Regions from separate parts of the Homo sapiens genome. Here region 1 is linked to region 2. A link is an interaction called in ENCODE POLR2A ChIA-PET data of the cell type or tissue named here. Cell type or tissue: PC-3. All regions are shown on one strand.

Region 1 (5,000 bases), 140 kb after region 2:
GCAATATAGTAAGACTCTTCTCTTAAAAGAAAATTTATATTTATCCTCAGGTCCTGGGGATTAGGAATTGGACATCTTTGGGAGAGGGGCTTTTAGCCTGACACAGGCAGGGTGGAAAGTGGGCAGGAGGATGCACCCAGGCCCAGAATGAACCTCTGTGCTTTGTCCAGCCTCCCCTAGCCTGGAATGAGAGGTGGTACCAAGGCGGAGGTGGCAGGTCCAGACCCCATGTCTAGAGAATGTCAAATGCCTCCTGTACCATCACCACCAGGGAGAGCCAAAGATGAAGATCAGGCTTAGGAGAAAGCCTCAGTTTAGGAATCGTTTTAGACCTGAGACCTTCCTGGTAACCACAGTGGAGGATTCCTCAACACTGTCTCCTCTCCAGAACCATTCTGTGCTCCTATTCCCCAAGGCTGAAGATAATTATATTCCCAGTGAACTAACCTGGGTTCTCTCTGGAAAGGGCAGATTGATTAGTTGTCTTCTTTTTAAATTGTTATTTTTAATTATTTAATAGTTAAACCATGCTTCTCATAGCATAGTGAATTCCATCACCAGGCCCCTTTCTTATTTTATTTTCTTCTTTTTTAAAAAAATTTTAGACTGGGCACGGTGGCTCATGCCTGTAATCCCAGCACTTTGGGAGGCCGAGGAAGGTGGATCACCTGAGGTCGGGAGTTCGAGACCAGCCTGGCCAACATGGTGAAACCCCATCTCTACTAAAAATACAAAAATTATCTGGGCATGGTGGCGCATGCCTGTAGTCCCAGCTGCTCAGGAGGCTGAGGCAAGAGAATTGCTTGAACCCAGGAGGCAGAGGTTGCAGTGAACCGAGATCATGCCACTGCACTCCAGCCTGGGCGACAGAGCGAGACTCCGTGTCAAAAAAAAAAATTATTATTTTTTTAAGAGACTGGGTCTCACTGTCACCCAGGCTGGAGGACAGTGATGTGATCTTGGCTCACTGTAACTTTGACCTCCTGGGCTCAAGCAATGCTCCCACCTCAGCCTTCTGAGTAGGACTACAAGTGCACACGAGCATGTCCAGCTAATTAAAAAAAAATTTTTTTTAGAGATTGGGTCTTACTGTGTTGCTCAGCCTGGTCTTGAACTCCTGGCCTTGAGAAGTCTTCCTGCATCAGCCTCCCATAGTGCTGGGATTACAGGTGTGAGCCACTGTGCCTGGCCTCTTCTTTTGATCCCTCATCCCTATTCTCATTCCTCTCCCTGTGTCAGTATATGTTTGGATATGTATGTATCTTTGAAAATATATGTAATTATGTGCCTATGTGTTTTAATATATATAAATGGTATACTTTTATGGTAAGCCAACTTCTGTAATGAATTGCTCCCATATTTCAGTGATTTAACACCACAGATTTATTTTTAACTTATTCTACATGGCACGGGTGTTTCTGGTTGGACAGCTCTCCTCCACTGTCCACTCCAGCTCCCAGGCTTCTTTTATTTTCAGATGGTGATAGCCTCATCCCAGCATCATAAAGTTTCCGGTCAATTTTTCACCAAGTTGTTTTACTATCCGTTGATTATCATTTTATGAATTGCTTGTTTCACTAGGGATTACAGAATGGTGATTTTCTAAGGCTATTAATTTTTCCTCATTTATTAGCTCTAATTCTGTACAGAAAACCTTTTTCACATCCTCTAGGACCATTTGATTACTCCGAAATAAAATTCATACCAGAATGGCAAGATAAATGCTTAAATCTCTTCCCTTACCGTTTTCAAAGTAGTTATGTCCTAACAACTTCTAATGGTGTTCAATGATTTTTTTGTTTCACTCTCTTTTTAAATGATCTCAAACAACCTGTAGTTCTTATGCATTTAATGTCGTTTAATCATTTGCCATTATTTTTTGCTTTATATTATATAAAGTATCAAGCATATACAAAAATAGAGAAAATAGTGTAATGAATTCCCAGGGACCCAGCTTCAATAATTATCAATTCATGGCCAATCTTGGTTTATTTATTCCCTCAACTACTTTCCCCCTAACCAAGATTATTTTGAAGCAAAACCAGATATCATACCAATTTAATCTGTAAATGTTTTAGCATGTATCTCTAAAAGATAAGGATTTTTATTACCATTATTGCACCTAAAAAGTTAATAAATTGTCAGTATAATAAAATATAGTTGGTGTTTAATTTTCCCACAGACTTAATTTTTAAAAGTTTTGGGGCCGGGCGCGGTGGCTCACGCCTGTAATCCCAGCACTTTGGGAGGCCGAGGTGGGCGGATCATGAGGTTGAGAGATCGAGACCACCCTGGCCAACATGGTGAAACCCCATCTCTACTAAAAATACAAAAAAAGCCGGGCATGGTGGTAGGCACCTGTAATTCCAGCTACTTGGGAGGCTGAGGCACGAGAATCGCTTGAACCCGGGAGGCAGAGGTTGCAGTGAGCCGAGATCGTGCCATTGCACTCCAGCCTGGGCAAAAGGAGTGAAACTCTGTCTCAAAAAAAAAAAAAAAAATTTTGGTACCAGGGTTATGCTGGCCTCCTAAAAAGAGTGAAGTAATGTTTCCTCCTCCTTTGCTTTATCTTTGTGTAAGGTTGGTAGTAGTATTTAGTACTTGACATAATTTACTTAGTGAAATCATCTGGGCCTAGAGTTTTCTTTACGGGGACGTTTTTTGGTTTTTTGAGGCGGGGTCTTACAGTGATGCCCAGACTGGAGCGCAGTGACACGATCATGGCTCACTGCAGCCTTGACCTCCCCAGGCTCAGGTGATCCCCCGACCTCAGGCTCCTGAGTAGCTGGTACTACAGGCGTGACACCATGCCTGGCTAATTTGTATTTTTTTTGTAGAGCCAGAGTTTTGCCACGTGGCCTAGACTGGTATGGGGGATGTTTTTGATAACAGTTTCCTTTAGTAGATATAAGGCTATTTAGACTTTTACTTTCATTTTGATTTAGTTTTGGTAGGTTTTTTTTTTTTTCAAAAAATGTGTCCATTTTATCTAAATTGTCGATGTTTTTGGCATAATATTATTCACAACATTTCTGGCCAGGCGTTGTGGCTCATGCCTGTAATCCTAACACTTTGGGAGGCCGAGGCAGGAGGATCGTTTGAGCTCAGGAGTTCAAGACCAGTGTGGGCAACACAGTGAGACCTCATTCTTACAAAAAATCAAAAAATTAAGTTGGGCATGGTTGCTCACGCCTGTAATCCCAGCACTTTGGGAGGCCGAGGCAGGCAGATCATGAGGTCAAGAGATCGAGACCATCCTGGCCAACAGGGTGAAACCCCGTCTCTACTAAAAATGCGAAAATTAGCTGGGCATGGTGGTGTGCGCCTGTAGTCCCAGCTACTCGGGAGACTGAGGCAGGAGAATCTCCTGAACCCAGGAGGCAGAGGTTGCAGTGAGCCGGGATCTCGCCACTGCACTCCAGCCTGGTGATAGAGCCAGACTTTGTCTCAAAAAAAAGAAAAATTAGCCGGGCGTGGTGGCAGGTGCCAGTAATCCCAGCTACTGAGGAGGCTGAGGCAGGAGAATTGCTTGAGCCTGGGAAGCGGAGGTTGCAGTGAGCTGAGATCGTGCCACCACACTCCAGCCTGGGTGACAGAGTGAGACCCTGTATATAAAAAAAAAAATCGTAACATTTCCTTGTTATTCTTTTTTTTTTTTTTTGAGACAGGATCTTGCTCTGTCGCCCAGGCTGGAGTGTGGTGGTGAGATCTCGGCTCACTGCAACCTCTATCTCTTGATTCTGAGGTGATTCTCCTGCCTTACCCTCTGGAATAGCTGGGATTACAGGGGCACACCACCACACCCAACTAATTTTTTATTTTTAGTAGAGACGGGGGTCTTACCATGTTGGCCATGCTGGTCTCGAACTCCTGACCTCAAGTGATCTGCCCACCTTGGCCTCCCAACATGCTGGGATTACAGACATGAGTCACCGACCGCACCCAGCCAAGTCTCTTAATTTTTTTTTTTTAGACGGAGTCTCTGTTGCCCAGGCTGAGTGCAATGGCGTGATCTCGGCTCACTGCAACCTCTGCCTCCTGGGTTCAAGCGATTCTCCTGCCTCAGCCTCCTGAGTAGCTGGGATCACAGGTGCCCACCACCGCGCCTGGCTAATTTTTGTATTTTTAGTAGAGACGGGGTTTCGCCATGTTGGCCAGGCTGGTTTCGAACTCCTGACCTCAGGTGATCCACCCACCTCGGCCTCCCAAAGTGCTGCGATTACAAGTGTGAGCCACCGCGCCCGGCCAAATCTCTTAACTTTTAAGGTTCCACTTTCATCCTTTTCTTAATTTCTTACAATTTTCTTTTTGTTATTTATTTGTTTATTTGGAAACAGAGTCTTACTCTGACGTCCAGGCTGGAGAGCAGTGGCATGATCTTGACTCTCTGCAGTCTCTGCCTTCCAGGCTCAAGCCATCCTCCCACCTCAGCCACCCGAGTAGCTGGGACTACAGGTGCGTGCCACCATGCCTGGCTAATTTTTGTGGGATTTTTTTTTTTTTTTTTTTTTTTTTTGAGACAGAGCCTCACTCTGTCACCCAGGCTGGAGTGCAGTGGTGTGATCTTGGCTCACCGCAACCTCTGCCTCCCACGTTCGAGCGATTCTCCTGCCTCAGCCTCCTGAGTAGCTAGATTACAGGTGCATGCCACCATGCCTGCCTAATTTTTTTTTTTTTTTGTAGTTTTAGTAGAGACCGGGTTTTGCCGTGTTGGCCAGGCTAGTCTCAAACTCCTGACCTCAGGCAATCTGCCAGCCTTGACCTCCCAACGTGCTTGGATTACAGGCGTGAGCCACTGTGCCCAGCCTCTTAATTTCTTACAATTTGTTTGTTGAAGATTCTGGGCTATCTGACTTACAGAATTTACTGCAGTCTGGATTTTGCTGATTACATACTCATGATGCAGTTCTAAATGTTCTGTGTCCTTGCTATGTCCTGCAAATTAGTAGTTGGATCCAGAGGCTGGATTAAACTCTGATTTGATCACTTTGGCAAGACAT
Region 2 (5,000 bases):
GGGGCAACAACACCCCAATATGTACACTGAGCACCTAGACCTTGCTTTCTAATACCATTCTCTACTAAAAGGAACCAGGGCTCTTTGAAGAAATTGCTGATTCCAGGGACAGAATAGAGCAAGTACCAAATGAGCCTGAACATCATCATGTGCCAAAAAGGAAGGAAGTGCTCAAAGAATGGGAGAGGCTATGTTAAAAGAACAAAACAGCGAACTGGAAGGGGCTCTCACTGACCAAATCTGGAACAGCTGGCATATCAATACAAATAATAATAGTAAAGAAATATAACTCATTAAACAAAATAGGAATATATGTGTTCATGCAGATATAAATAAATAAATAAATAAATAAAAGAAACAAAGATCGATGAGGACCAAGATTACTGTTATCTCAATATACTGTCCCACAAAATCCTAACTGCAAAAGGAAAAACAATAATAGTGAAAAAGCCTGGCAAATACCACCTTAATCAAGAATCAAGGTTAATATTAGAAATAATGGCAAAACTGTGGGCCCCAATACAATACACTAAAAAGGATGTAACATCACTTCTGTGACATTCCTGCCAAATATGTATAAACTGAATCTAATCATAAAGAAACATCAGACAAACCATGATTGAGGGGTATTCTACAAAATAACTTACCTGTAATCTTCAACAATGTACAGGTCATGAGGGTCAAGGAAAGACTGAGGAAATGTTTCAGATTGAAGAAGACTAAAGAATCCTGACAATTAAATGCAATGTGTAATTCTGGACTGGATATTTTTTGCTATTAAGGACAACACTGCGACAATGGGCAAAACTTGAATGGGATCTGAGTATGACATAGTAGTAGTACAGCAGTGTTAGTTTTCTGATTTTGATGGTTATATTGTGCTTCTGTAGGAAAATGTTCTTGTTTGTGGGAAATACACACAACATGGTCATCATATGGCATCACGTTGACAATCTACTTTCAAATGATTCAAAAAAATTATGTTCTTTGAACTGTACTTGTAACTTTTTTGAGATTGTTTCTTTTTTCTTAATTTAACCAAAAAATTGTAAGCAATCTTGGGGGGAAGGAGAACAATGTGAATATTTCCCCCCAAAGAGAAGTCCCTTAGTTGGCCGGGTACGGTGGCTCACACCTGTAATCCCAGCACTTTGAGAGGTGGAGGCGGACAGATCAGCTGAGGTCAGGAGTTCGAGGTCAGGAGTTTGAGACCAGCCTGGCCAACATGATTAAACCCCATCTCTACTAAAAATACAAATATTAGCTGGGCGTGGTGGTGCACACCTGTAATCCCAGCTACTCGGGAGGCTGAAGCAGGAGAATTGCTAGAACCCGGGAGGCAGAGGTTGCAGTGAGCCGAGATTGCACCACTGCACTCCAGCCTGGAGACAGAGTGAGATTTTGTCTCAAAAATAAACAAATAAAGAAATAAAGTCCCTTAGTCAACTGATTTTCAACATGGATGTCAAAATAATTCAATGAGGGAAAGAATATTCTTTTTAACAAATTGTTCTGGAACAAGCAGATATCCACATGCAAAAAGAATGAAGTTGGATCCCTGCCTCACACCAAAATTAACTAAAAATTGATCAAAGACCTAAATATCAAGACCTAAAACTATAAAATTCTTACAAGAAAAAATAGGCTTAAATCTTTGTGACTTTAGATTAGGTAATGGTTTCTTAAATATGACACTGAAAATAACAAACAAGAAAAAAATAGATTAACTGCATCAAAATTAAAAACTTCTGTACTTCAAAGGACATCACCAAGAAAGTGAAGAGACAACCTATAGCATGGGAGAACGTTTTTGTAAGTAGAAATGATAAAATATATTTTTGTAAATATTTGTAAATGTATCTATAAATATATTTTTGTACTTGTATCTAAATACATAAAAGAATCCTTTCAATTCAATAAAAGACAAATGACCCAATTAAATATGGGGAAAGGATCTGAATATATATTTCTCCAAAAGACAAACAAGTGGCCAATAAGCACATGAAAAGATACTGAACATAATCAGCCAACAGAGAAATGCACATCAAAACCACAGTGAAATACCACTTCACACCCACTAGGATGACTATAATAAAAAAGACAGATAATAACAAGTGTTGGTGAGGATGTAGAGAAATTGGAATACTCATAGACTGCTGGTGGGAATGTAAAATGATGCTGCTGCTTGGAAAACAGTCTAACCTCCTCAAAAGGTTAAATGCAGAGTTGCCCAGCAATTTCACTCTTACATATACCCAAGAAAAAAGAAGCATGTATCTACACAAAAACTTGCACATGAATGTTCATAGTAGCTTTATTTATAATGGCCCAAAAATGGAAAACAACCCAAATATCTATCAACAGACGAATAGATAAATAAAATGAGGTATATATCCATACAATAGATTATTCAGCAATAGAAAGGAATGAGGTACTGATATGTTACAACATGGACGAATCTGAAAACATTTTGCTGAGTGAAAGAAGCCTGTCATGAAAGGCCAAATATTATATAATCCCATTGTCCAGAATAGGCAAATCTATAGAGACGGAAAGTAAATCAATGGTTGGCTAGGGCTGGGGAGTAAAGTGGGAAATAGGGAGTGACTGCTAATGTATAAAGGATTTCTTTCAGGGTAATGAAAATATTCCAAAATTGGCTATCATGATGGTTGTACAACTCTGTGAAGATACTAAAAATCACTGAGTTATACAATGTGGGTGAACTGCATGGCATGTGAATTATATCTCAATAAAGCTGTTTTAAAATAAATAAATATCAGGCTTCTGACATTACCAGATGGGGGTGGATTTGCTATAATCCATACTTTTTTTCAAAGTAGCTAAATAACCATCTTGTTTGAAAAGGATTTTATGTGACTTATAAAAGTAGCTACAGTTTGAACTATAACTTAGCAAAATTTATAATTCTTCTACTTACCCACTTAACACAAGAATTAACAGTGTAAACTTGTGCTATACAAAGCACTGCACTATAGCTATGAAAAGTTACAAAGACAAGGTGTTCCCTGCACTCAAAAGAACAAATCCAGAGAGAATGACACATAGAAATACCTAACTATAATACTCATCAGAATGGGGTAAAAAGCAAATTGTAACAGAAACCCAGCAAAAGGGAAACTTTAAGGTCAAACACTAAGCTTCTCAAATCTAGTCCTTAGTGATTTGAGTACATGACCAACAGGGCTCAAGAACCAATGTGCTTCATTGTATCAGCAGGTGGGTTACACTCTAATCACCTTCAAACGGTGTTATGGAGACTTTTCTACATCCCTTCACTGGAGGAGCTCTATATTGAGATGAGTTGAGCTGACCAGACTGCATGAGGAAGCTGCTATTTATGGATAATGATAGTTCACAGACAGCTCTACCACCAACAAACATGTAATGACCATTTCACATCTATTACAGAGGGCTGCCTCCTTGTATCTTGCTGTTCTCAACTACAGAAATGTAAGAAGAATGAAATTATTATAAAGGCAGTTGCTACATAAAGTTGCTAAAAGAACACAATCATAAGATCTGAACTGAATGCAATACTGGCCTATTTCTACATTCCTACTATCTATAATCACTCCACACATACATAGGCAAATATGTATTGAACACCTCCCATGTTCCAGAAGCTGTGAACATAACAATGAACTAGATTAGATAGACACAGTCTCCATACATATGGACTTTATAATCCAAAAGGATAAATTTCAAGATAATTCATTGTTCCTAAAATTGTGAGTACACTCAAATGTAGCTCTATCAAACTAAACTGAATCTTCCATCTAAATGTTTTACCTTCTCTGAGAGTTGCTCCCCACCCTCCCATGTAGATTGTAGAATATACTGGGCAAATGTGAATAAAAATTTATCTCCTAATAACCTCCTAATTGCATGAAGATAAGCAGATTTATATCTATCTTCCAGGTTGTGATATTATAAATAAAGGTAAAATAATTCCAAATCATTAAGCTTTTAAGTAGTTCAAAAGGACTATCTTGAGGGAAAAACTGATTAGGATACATTAGTTATCTTTTCAACTCCTTGACAAAGTAGTTCTTGCATTAGGTGAGCACTGCAATGCTGAGTGATAAGTTAGGTGCACCTAAGCAAATACCTTCTGAAATGAGTATCCATAAAATATATAGCACTTTTATTTCCATTTAGTAGACAATGAAAAATATTTCTCTTTCCATTTTTAGAAACTATATTACAAGTTTGGGTTTTTTTCAAAATTGTGAGACAGGGTCTCATTACGTTGCCCAAGCTGGTCTCGATCTCCTGGCCTCAAGTAATCCTTCCGCCTTGGCCTCCCAAAGTGCTGGGATTATATGCATGGGCCACTCACGCCTGGCCTATATTAACAAGTTTTAAAATATTAGCAATACAGAAAGATATTTTCAATTCCGTTTTAATTAATATGTAGCTATATGAAGAAACATAGAGACATATAGATGTTTTAAGTGTGTGTATGTGTGCATATAGATATGTGTGCATAGAAACATATGAAGAGTACACAAACTGTTAATAGTGAATACAATAGGGATGGGGAACAGCAGAGAACACTGTAGGTATGTATGTATATTGTATATGTTTTCTTTATATGTTTTAACAACAAAAATGGTGCCAGGTGCAGTGGTGTGCACCTATACCCCCAGCTACTCGGGAGGCTGAGATGGGAGGATTGCTTGAAGCCAGAAGTTCGAACCCACAGTGTGCTATGATTGCACATGTGAATAGCCACTGCACTCCAACTTGTAATCCCTGAACTTTGGGAGGTCGAGGCAGGTGGATCACCTGAGGTAAGGAGTTTGAGACCAGCCTGGCCAACACGGTGAAACCCTGTCTCTACTAAAAATACAAAAATTAGCTGAGAGTGGTGGCAAGCACCTGTAATCCCAGCTACTCGGAAGGCTGAGGCAGGAGACTCGCTTGACCCCGGGAGGCAGAGGTTACAGTGAGCCGAGATCGTGCCATTGCACTCC

Evidence for each region. Peaks named below come from ENCODE experiments on the same cell type or tissue, not always from the same donor. Only the 100,000 strongest peaks of a DNase experiment are listed, where the experiment ranks them.
Region 1: POLR2A ChIA-PET joins it to region 2 with 10 read pairs; 6 of 35 experiments call an interaction of 5 or more read pairs at or near these places.

Annotation. Positions count from the first base shown.
Region 1 is chr1:46,226,053-46,231,052 of GRCh38, forward strand. No RefSeq gene overlaps it. Among named protein-coding and RNA genes, the nearest start is that of RAD54L, 19 kb to the right of the region's middle. In PC-3, no CTCF peak of the experiment used is centred here; no DNase peak of the experiment used is centred here.
Region 2 is chr1:46,081,670-46,086,669 of GRCh38, forward strand. The region is part of intron 1 of P3R3URF-PIK3R3 (P3R3URF-PIK3R3 readthrough); the gene reads right to left. All of the region lies in intron 1 of PIK3R3 (phosphoinositide-3-kinase regulatory subunit 3), which reads right to left. Among named protein-coding and RNA genes, the nearest start is that of PIK3R3, 48 kb to the right of the region's middle. In PC-3, no CTCF peak of the experiment used is centred here; a DNase peak (open chromatin) is centred at 3,112; H3K4me3 peaks cover 948 bases; H3K27ac peaks cover 1,727 bases.